Linked DNA regions of Homo sapiens: region 2 is linked to region 1. Evidence: read pairs that join two places in POLR2A ChIA-PET (ENCODE). Cell type or tissue: HepG2. All regions are shown on one strand. Each heading gives the region's core, and the rest is flanking DNA. Links, peaks and the distances in the headings are about the cores only. Region 1 overlaps TAF8 (TATA-box binding protein associated factor 8). Region 2 overlaps FRS3 (fibroblast growth factor receptor substrate 3).

Region 1 (5,371 bases), core at 292-5,291:
AGGCTGAGGTGGGAGACTCATTTGAGTCCAGGAGGTCCAGGCTGCAGTGAGCTGTTTGTGCCACTGTACTCAAGACTGGGCGACAAAGTGAGATCCTGTCTCAAAACAGAAAAAGAAAAAGTCTCTGTGTGTACTTCTATGGTAGAATGTGACTGTTAGAAAATACTCTAGAATTGGCTGGGTGTGGTGGCTCATGCCTATAATCCCAGCACTTTGGGAGGCTGAGGCAGGCAGATCACTTGAGCTCAGGAGTTCAAGACCAACCTGGCCAACTGGGTGAAACCCCGTCTCTACTAAAAATACAAAAAATTAGCTGGGTGTGGTGGCTCCTGCCTGTAGTCCCAGCTACTTGCTGAAGCAGAAGAATCGCTGGAACCCGGGAGGCGGAGGTTGCAGTGAGCAGAGATTGCGCCACTGTATTCCAGGCTGGATGACAAAGCAAGACTCTGTCTCAAAAAAACCCACAAAAACTCCAGAATTATTTTTGCTGTGGGTCAGATGTGGGGTCCTGCAGTAAGAGCTAGGTTTGAATGATGTCTACTAGCCATGTTCCTTGAGGAAGTGACTTCATTTCTCTTCTCTTGTGCCTCATTGAAGGGTTCCTATGAAGGTAGTGATATATCAGTTCCCAACTCAGAGGCTCACAAGAGGATTTAATGAGATAATGTATGGGAAATGATGAGCACAGTATCTGGCACTTAACAACCGGCAGCTGCTGTTATTCCAGAGCCAGGCACACAGCGGGCGTTCCACAGGAGCTTGCTGAATGAATGAATCACCCAAACCAACCTCCCTCACTCACATTTGTAAAAACTGAGGTCTTTGGAAATGAAGTAGCTTGGTCAACATGGCCAAATAGTGCTGAGATGCCAAGTTAAATGAGGTGGGACCTACGAGGGAACATCACGATGGGCAACTGGCCCCTGATGCCAATGTTCTTCTACTACCTGGGCTGCCACCAAGTGTCTCTGATGCCTAGGCCTAGGCTACCCTCAAGGTAACTCTATGGACCTCAAGCAGCCAGTCCCAACAGAGACCATTACTGTTTTGGAGTCGTCAGTTAAGGACAGACTCTTAAGACCTGGGGAAGGGAGCCAGAAATCTGAGAGGCAAGCTGTACCCAAGGGAAGGACAAAAGCTTATTTGTTTCTTCCTACCATGCTGAGAGAAAGAAAAGATAATGTGAGTGTTTCAAATAAGACAGGGTCCACACAGTGGGGCAACTCTCACATGGAAATGTGCTGACGTCATCTTTGAAAAGACTCTGAGTCTCGCCTGTCTTGGCCATGAAACGGGTAAGTGCCCGCTCCACATCGCGCCTCTGGGATGCAGCCTTCTCCCGCAGGACCTGGTAGTCTGACACGGGCTCACGGTACGTCTACGAAGAGAGCAGCAAAGACACTGGGGTGATGCCGAAGTATCATTCTGCTTTCATCAGCTCCCTGGCTTGCTGTTGCTATGCCCTGTTCTCTAAAATGACCCAATACCAGGCCAGGCACAGTGGCTCACACCTGTAATCCCAGCACTTTGGGAGGCCAAGGCTGGTGGATCACCTGAGATCAGGAGTTTGAGACCAGCCTGGCCAACATAACGAAACCCCGTCTCTACCAAAAATACAAAAATTAGCTGGGTGTGGTGGTGGGCACCAGTAATCCCAGCTACTTGGGAGGCTGAGGCAGGAGAATCGCTTGAACCCAGGAGGCGGAGGTTGCAGTGAGCCGAGACTGCATCATTGCACTCCAGCCTGTGCAGCAGGAGCGAGACTCTGTCTCAAAAAATAAATAAATAAATAAAATTAAATTAAATGACCCAATACTATTAGTTAGAGCCAAGATCACCAAAGCACAGTAGAAAGGTGGAAAAACAATGTAACTACATTAATATTCATTTCTAATTAAAAATTAAGAAATGTACAAATATTTACTGTAGAGATTGTCTTGGAGCCTTCATTCAGCTCCCATGACAGATGGTCTCGGGTCTAAGAGACGCATCGTGAAGAAAGAGTGGGAGTGCCCCCAGGGAAGCCCTGATGGGGACCACAGGTTCCATCAGCGCAATGTGACCTCCTGCAGTATGGGAGTGGCTGCCTATGTGGACTTGTGGATTATACCATCCCATCTTATTAAATCAATCCTCACAATATGGATACATTGTTCCAAAAAGATTCCCTCAAAGAAAGAGAGGCTGAAGATCTTATTATACGTGCAAGTGACCAAGAAAACGGCAGGCTGCTACTCTTCCTCCTAATTATGAGCTTGCTGGCAATCAAGTTATGGAGTGAAAATGATTGAGATCAGAATGAGAAATGAGCCAAAACTTTTTATTTTATTATTTTTATTTTTTGGAGACAGAGTCTTGCTCTGTCACCCAGGCTGGAGTGCAGTGGCGCCATCTCAGCTCACTGCAACCTCCACCTCCTGGGTTCAAGCGATTCTCCTGCCTCAGACTCCTGAGTAGCTGGGACTACAGGCACGTGCCACCATGCCCAGCTAATTTTTGTATTTTTAGTAGAGATGGGGTTTCATCATGTTGGCCAGGCTGGTCTCGAACTCCTGACCTCAGATGATCCACCCACCTTGGCCTCCCAAAGTGCTGGGATTACAGGTGTGAGTCACCGCGCCCAGCCGGAAAACATTTTAATTGGTAATGGCAACGGTGACATTTTAACAACGACCAATAAAGTAACTACTCTTCATGATACTGAGATACCATTTTTTTTTTTTTTTTTTTTTTGAGACAGAGTCTTGCTCTGTCACCCAGGCTGGAGTGCAGTGGCGGGATCTCTGCTCACTGCAAGCTCCGCCCCCCGGGTGCATGCCATTCTCCTGCCTCAGCCTCCCGAGTAGCTGGGACTACAGACGCCTGCCACCACTCCTGGCTAATTTTTTTGTATTTTTAGTAGAGACGGGTTTCACTGTGTTTGCCAGGATGGTCTCGATCTCCTGACCTTGTGATCCACCCGCCTCAGCCTCCCAAAGTGCTGGGATTACAGGCTGAGATAGCATTTTTAAAGAAGGCACCTGGAAATGTTTCTTTGTTGTCACCATCAGTTCAAGTGTGTCACCTATACAGTTCTCACATCTGTACTTAAACAAAGAAACAGAATTTTCTGACGTGTTAAAAATCTTCCCAAAAGGCTGGGTGTGGTGGCTCACACCTGTAATCCCAGCACTTTGGGAGGCCGAGGCGGATAGATTACCTGAGGTCAGGAGTTTGAGACTAGCCTGGTCAACATGGTAACACCCGGTCTCTACTAAAAATACAAAAATTAGCCAGGCGTGGTGGTGGGCACCTGTAATCCCAACTACTTGGGGGAGGCTGAGACATGAGAATCGCTTGAACCTGGGAGACAGAGGTTGAAGTGAGCCGAGATCACACCACTGCACTCCAGCCTGGGGGACTGAGCGAGACTCTGTCCACCCCCCACAAAAAAACCCCAAAACTTCCCAATAATAAAATGAGTGGATTTTGAACATATTGTACTTGTTAAAAACATTAAAATGCAAAATCTTGTAATGATTCCTAAGACAACTTTTGGCACTCAATAAATTAGAAATTTAATAGAAAATTTTCAACCAAATTCTTTGGATAATGAGTAAATGAGGATGAAAAAAATTAGTTTTATGATTTATTAAGAGCAGCCAATGATGTTACATATGTTTGTGATGTACCATTTTCAACTATGAGAGCCATTAAAGTATCAAAATAAACTAATCTTAGATTCTGACCTCCAACTTACTATTCCATCAAGTATTAAACCAAGATTTCTAGGCTGGCATGGTAGCGTGTGCTTGTGGTCCTAGCTACTCTGCAGGCTGAGGTGGGAGGACTGCTTGAGCCCGGGAGTTCAAAGCTGTAGTGCCATGATTACACCACTGCACTCCAGCCTGGGCAACAGAGCGAGAACTCCACCTCTAAAAAAAGACTGAGCACAGTGGTGCATGCCTGTAATCCCAGCACTCTGGGAGGCCAAGGTGCAAAGACTACTTAAGGCTAGGAGTTCAAGACCAGCTTGAGCACCACAGAAAGACAAAAAACCTGTCCCCATCTCTATAAAATAACAACAACAACAAAACAAACAAGAACAACAAAACAAACAAAAACCCTATGATTTCAAAAAATAAAAAGCAGAGGCAATTGCTCCCGCTAGAAAAGGTTATAGGTTTCCTGAACATTTTAAAAGGGTAAGATTATCTTTTAATGTACATTATTTTGTACAATGTTACATTATAATATTCACATAAATAAGCAAACATATACTGGAGTATGTACCCATGCCTGGGTGAACTGCTTGCGCCCAGGAGTTTGAGACCAGCCTGGGCAACATGGCGATATCTTGTCTCTACAGAAGATACAAAAATTAGCTGGGCATGGTGGTGCACCCCTGTAGTCCCAGCTACTCGGGAGGTTGAGGTGGGAGGATCACTTGAGCCTAGAAGGTCGAGGCTGTGGTGAGCTGAGATCGCCCATTGCACTCCAGCAGCCTGGGCAACAAAGTGAGACCCTGTTTCAAAAAAAAATGTTACAGATAGGGATATACTATATAAAAGAGTTAAAGAATGTTATGGGTTGAACTGTGTCCCCACAAAAAAACATTTTTGATATGTCCTAGTACCTCACAATATGACCTTATTTGGAAATAGGGTCACTGCAGATGTAAGCACAGTGAAGATGAGGTCTTACTAAGGTAAGGTGGGTCCCTAGTGCAATATGACTAGTGTCCTCCTAAGAAGCTGGCCACAGGAAGACAGAGATAGAGAATGCCATGTGAACTTGGCATAGCTTTAGCCATAGCTTTTGTTAAAGGGAATGTAATTTTGTCTAGTTCAGAGGGTTTTAAAGATTGTCTTGGCCAGGCACGGTGGCTCATGCCTGTAATCCCAAAACTTTGGGAGGCCAAGGTAGGTGGATCACAAGGTCAGGAGTTCGAGACCAGCCTGGTCAATATGGTGAAACCCCATCTCTACTTAAGAAAAAAAAAAAAATTAGCCAGGCTTGGTGGCAGGCGCTTGTAGTCCCAGCCACTTGGGAGGCTGAGGCAGGAGAATCACTTGAACCCGGGAGGTGGTGGAGGTTGCAGTGAGCTGAGATCGCACCACTGCACTCCAGCCTGGCAACAGAGCAAGACTCTGTCTCAAAAAAAAAAAAAAAAAAAAAAAAGATTGTCTTAACCTAAAAGAGTAACAGAATCGAAACTGAAGATTTAAGCTAAGTAAAAAAGGTTTGTAAAGGGTTGATCGTGTAAAAATTCTGTGGGTATCAACAAGTTGGCTAAGATTTAAAAGAAATTATTTAGCTTTTTTCTGTAGGCTAAAACATTAAAATCATACTGATGTGGGGCCAGAATCTGGACCCACGTGTCTGAATAACA
Region 2 (5,312 bases), core at 1-5,000, 300 kb after region 1:
CTCCCGTGTGCTCAGCTCTAGGCTACACTGTCTCCAGCTTTTCCAATGGCTGCCCTGGAGAGGGCCCACGATTCTCAGCTCCCCGGCGGCTCTCGACAAGCAGCCTGCGGCACCCCTCGCTTGGGGAAGAGTCCACCCATGCCCTCATTGCTCCTGATGAGCAGGTGAGCACGCAGCCGGCCAGCCCCTGCCCTGTTGGTCTGGGTGGGGACGAGGGATAGGAAATAAGGCCACCTCCTCCCAGTAAGGATCACGGGAAGGGGAAGAACATTGTAACGGTCCCTTCCTGTCCCCAAAAGGGAGCAGCTTCCTCAGAAGGGTTGGAGGACAAGGAAGAAGAAACTCCAGGTCTTTTTCTGTGTGCTTCTTTTCTCTCATCCTGTCCCTTCTGTTCTCTTTTCTCCCTGCCCTGGGACACTCCTGCCTCACTTGGACTCTTTCCCCAGTCCCACACCTATGTCAACACACCGGCCAGTGAAGATGACCACCGCAGGGGCCGCCACTGCCTGCAGCCCCTGCCTGAGGGTCAGGCACCCTTCCTCCCGCAGGCCCGGGGACCTGACCAACGGGACCCACAGGTGTTCTTGCAGCCAGGCCAGGTGAAGTTTGTGTTGGGCCCGACCCCTGCTCGGCGGCACATGGTGAAGTGCCAGGGCCTCTGTCCCAGCCTGCATGACCCCCCACACCACAATAATAACAATGAGGCCCCTTCTGAGTGTCCAGCCCAGCCCAAGTGCACCTACGAGAACGTCACCGGGGGGCTGTGGCGAGGGGCTGGCTGGAGACTGAGCCCAGAGGAGCCGGGCTGGAATGGCCTTGCCCACCGCCGGGCCGCCCTGCTGCACTATGAGAACCTGCCCCCACTGCCCCCTGTGTGGGAAAGCCAAGCCCAGCAGCTGGGAGGGGAGGCTGGGGATGATGGGGACTCGAGGGATGGGCTCACACCCTCTTCCAATGGCTTCCCTGATGGTGAGGAGGACGAGACCCCACTGCAGAAGCCCACCAGCACCCGGGCCGCCATCCGCAGCCACGGCAGCTTTCCTGTGCCACTGACCCGCCGCCGCGGCTCCCCAAGGGTCTTCAACTTTGATTTCCGCCGGCCGGGGCCCGAGCCCCCAAGGCAGCTTAACTACATCCAGGTGGAGCTAAAGGGCTGGGGTGGAGACCGCCCTAAGGGGCCCCAGAACCCCTCGAGCCCCCAAGCCCCCATGCCCACCACCCACCCTGCCCGAAGCTCAGACTCCTACGCCGTGATTGACCTCAAAAAGACCGTGGCCATGTCCAACCTGCAGAGAGCTCTGCCCCGAGACGATGGCACCGCCAGGAAAACCCGGCACAACAGCACCGACCTGCCTCTGTAGGGACTTCCCGGTCCTCACCACCCTCTGCCCCACCATGATCCAGCCTCTGCCTCACACTCCTGTCCTCTGAACCCACCCTCCCCAGGGTTCAGGGTTGCTTTGCAGAAGGCATGGAGGTGGGACCAGATGCTTCCCTGTGCTGGCTGGAGTCCCCAGAGATATCAGCCACCGAGTCTCCTGGTCTGTCTCCAGGCTGGGGAGAGAAGGGTGACCAGGCGAGGAGGGAGCCGAGACGTCAACTGTGAAGGGTTCCTGTGATTGCGTTTAGCGCCCTCCCGTTCTGTCCATTTGTCTTGTCTGCCGACTGTCCGTGTGTGTTTTTTTTGGTTGGAATTTTGAAACATTTTGTACCTGTTGATTTTATTTATCAGTTTATTTTTCTATTTATTGTTTTAAATGTAATTTAACATATTTATTATTAATATAATTATTTTTAAATTCTGGCCCAGTGGATATCATCTTCTTAGGGAATCTTTTCTGGTGTGGTCCTGGGTTGGACACAGGGCAGGCCTAATCGAGGTAAGGGCTTCACTCTGGGGAATTTGGGTCAGTTATGGTTTTTGTGACAAGTCCATGATTTTTTTTTTTTTTGAGACAGAGTTTCGCTCTTGTGGCCCAGGCTGGAGTGCAGTGGCGTGATTTCAGCTCACTGCAATCTCCACCTCCCGGGCTCAAGCAGTTCTCCCGCCTCAGCCTCCCAAGTAGCTAGAGTTACAGGTGCCTGCCACCGTGCCCAGCTAATTTTTGTATTTTTAGTAGAGATGGGGCTTCTCCATGTTGGCCAGCCTGGTCTCAAACTCCTGACCTCAGGTGATCCACCCACCTCAGCCTCCCAAAGTGCTGGGATTACAGGCGTGAGCCACCGCGCCCGGCCAGTCATTTATTTTTCTCCTCCAAGAAGCCCTGGTCATGAACCTACAGTTGCCAGGGATGGATGCTCTGTTGAAGGAAAGGGGTGGGATGGCTGGAGTCCTAGAAGCCAAAAGGGGAGCCTGTGAGGACTGCCCTAATGAGGTAGAGCCCAGCCCTCTGAGGCTGGTAACAGGTGAGGAGTGCAGCGGAGCGGGCACAGCTACAGAAGAGACACCTTCGCCTTCTTGGGGAGCCCTCACTGACGCCCCTGCCAATAGGCAGGCCCCAAAGGGCACTGCTGTCCTTTACCACCTTGGCCCAGAGATGGATCCTGGATCCTCCTTAGCTGCCCCCAGCATGGCTGAGTCAAGACCAAACCTTTAAACAGGACTTTACTAAAATCCTAGGATTATAGCAAAATGAAAAAATACAGTGTAATGTGTAACTAGATAATCTGGCTTGCTAAGTGTCTTTCCTAGAGAACGTCCCTTCAGGAATGGACTGTTAGGATGCCTCTACCCTGCCACAAGGCTGGGCGCTAACAGAGCCGCCACATTGGAGCACCTGCCTGGAAGCACAGGGTCCAGCGGGGCTGTGCTGCACACACAACCTAGTGCTGATCTGTTCCAGGAGCTCCTTTCTCTGTCATGAGGCTGCCTCTCTCCTCCTCCTCCTCCTCTTGCTGGCTTCCTTTCCTCCAAGACTCCATTTCTGTCTGAAACCCCAGTGCGGTTCATCTAAAGGAAATGCTGCTTTTGTGATAAGCCACTCAGGGCCCAGGTGAAGAATGAGAGTTGTGTTTGTCCAACTTGGGGAAAAGCCTTGTCACTGTTTGTGCTCCAGCTCCCTGTCCTGTGGAGCAAGCAGACCTGTCCTCTTCGTCACCAAGGAAACAAGCCCAGGCGAGACACCCCACCCAGTTCCCTCCCCCTCCTACTGTCCAGGACACTGCTGCCTGGGCCTCATTTCCTGGATCCTACCTCCTCTGAGTGGGGGTTGGACTGGAAGCTTTCAGACCCCCCGACCTCAGGTGTCACTTTCTGTCAGTGAAATGGGCAGTGACGACTGGCCACAACAGGATGTGAAAAGGCCCTTCGAGTGGGGCCCAGCAGAGCTCAAGAGGGCAGCTGCCACAACCCCAGAGCTGGCACCAAACCCTTCTCCCCCTTATATCCTTTTGATCTCTGGACCAGAGGGGTCACCTGCTGCAGGCTGGATTCATTGCAGTTTTCCACACTGTAGTAGGGAAATGCTGTCTTCTCTCTGCAGCCTTACCAAGCAGCTCAATTCTGTTTGGATGTCCACATACACTACCCCTGCTACTACTCATGACCTCCACAGTTGGGGTGGTGGGTGTCTCCAAACAGGAGGGTGGATATGTGGGGGCAGGTATGGCTATGCCGGGACCAGGCTTAGGGGTCCTGGCCGTGTTTGTGACTCATGGGTCAGTGCAGGCTCCGCCTTATCGATGGACAGATACTATGATGGGGTAGCCAGAGGCTGGCTTAAGAGACCTGTCCTGACTGGGTCATTATCTCTGCTACCTTAAGCATTTGGTTACCCAATTGGGCTCGGCTTTTGTACCTGGAAGACATGGAGCTGGTATGAGAAGTAGCCAATGAAACGATGAACATGGCCCCACTTTGGAAGTAGACAAGGCTCCTGCAAGCTGTGTTAACAACTCAGCTGTTCCCTTAGAAGTCACAACTCTTAAGTCCCCCTAGGCTGTCGCTTTGCTGAACAAATCAAGAAGGGGCAGTTATTCTCATTCTCTGGGTCGCCAGATCCTGGCCTGACCCCTGGGGTCTCCCTAGAGCAAGTCATAATTGCTTCGATGATCATTTTGTGGGGCTTGGGGGTGTCGAAGGAGTCGACTTCCAGCTCAGTGTGGCCCCCAACCTTTCCTGTCCCCTCCCCTGGTCACTGCCTCTGGCCCATGAGGTCTACTACAGGAATTTTCCTCTCGAGGGAAGGACAGGGTGTGAGTGGACAGCTTTCCTGGCGGGAAGGGGTGGGTGGGAGCGATGCCCAGGAGGGTAACTGCCGCCCCTGTGTTTGAGCCCGCCCTGCCGTCAGGCTGTGGTGCACAGATGGAATCAGTTTCCATCACCATCATCATCCAAAGATCATCACCAGCATCAGTGCATGTTTGCCGAGTGCTGGGTTCTCTTCTTTAGAAACAGGCCCTACCCACCCCTGGGCTGCCCTCAGGAAAGGACAGGATCCAGCATCCTGTCTGGGAGTGACATTTCAGGTCAGACCAGGAGGGGCCCTTCCCAAGGTCCCCCCGGGTAATAATAGCACTTTACAAGGGTATAAACACAGTCAGCTTTCCACAGGGCCTTGTCGAATATTTATCAGGCCTCACTGGCGGGATGTTATCATCACTGTACAGAGGAGGAAACAGGCCAAGAGGTGACGTAACTTGCCTCAGGCCATGAAGTTAATTGGTGGCTTGGGCTAGGGCTGGATGCCTGTCGTGTGTCTCCTCCACCCCCTGCTCCCTGCCTGGCCTGAAGGAGCCTCATTCTCTCAGGTGGGCTGCAGGGAGACTGTGTTGGGTGCTTCTCCCTGGATTGAGTCCCAGCAGGGGATCACATTCCAGTGCTCCCACTCAGGAATCCTGAAATCCAAGCCAAGGCCTTTCCCAGTTAACTATAGGGTGAACCTGCTCTCCCCTGGGGCCTGCCCTATGCCCACCTACCAACTCTGCCCCTCTACTCTCATTTCCTCAGAAATGGCTCCTGGTTGTGTCGACGGGAGAGGCCAGAGCAGGTGTGCAAGAAGAGGCTTGACTTCACTCGCCCCTGCCTGCCTCTCCAGAGAGCAAATCAGCCTCATGGGAGGCCCTCAGAGCTTAGGCTTCCTGAGCTCTGGGGCGCTCTCTGACCAATATCTTCAAGGGGTGTCCTACTCACAGGTGGGGGGTCTTGTAATGAGGCACCCGTGGGCTTTCAGAAAGGTATAGGGAGGGCGGAGGCAAGGGTGGGGAGGGCCTGTGTGAGCCCTTCAGGGCTCTGTATAGTTCACAGGGTCCAAGATAGAATCTCAGAGCTTGTAGGGCAGCTAAGCTAGGACCCATCCAGGGATTTCTGCAAC

What was found. ChIA-PET counts read pairs that join two places held together with the same protein. Peaks named below come from ENCODE experiments on the same cell type or tissue, not always from the same donor. Only the 100,000 strongest peaks of a DNase experiment are listed, where the experiment ranks them.
Region 2: POLR2A ChIA-PET joins it to region 1 with 12 read pairs; 4 of 35 experiments call an interaction of 5 or more read pairs at or near these places.

What each region holds. Positions count from the first base shown.
Region 1 is chr6:42,062,319-42,067,689 of GRCh38, reverse strand. TAF8 (TATA-box binding protein associated factor 8) reads right to left here. Exons shown (of 9, transcript NM_138572.3): 6 at 1,231-1,378. Among named protein-coding and RNA genes, the nearest start is that of TAF8, 14 kb to the right of the region's middle. In HepG2, for the core only: no CTCF peak of the experiment used is centred there; no DNase peak of the experiment used is centred there.
Region 2 is chr6:41,766,668-41,771,979 of GRCh38, reverse strand. It overlaps FRS3 (fibroblast growth factor receptor substrate 3), which reads left to right. Exons shown (of 7, transcript NM_006653.5): 6 at 16-164; 7 at 447-1,804. The coding sequence ends at 1,361. Among named protein-coding and RNA genes, the nearest start is that of FRS3, 11 kb to the left of the region's middle. RefSeq lists an enhancer at 3,705-4,557. In HepG2, for the core only: no CTCF peak of the experiment used is centred there; DNase peaks (open chromatin) are centred at 3,109 and 4,589.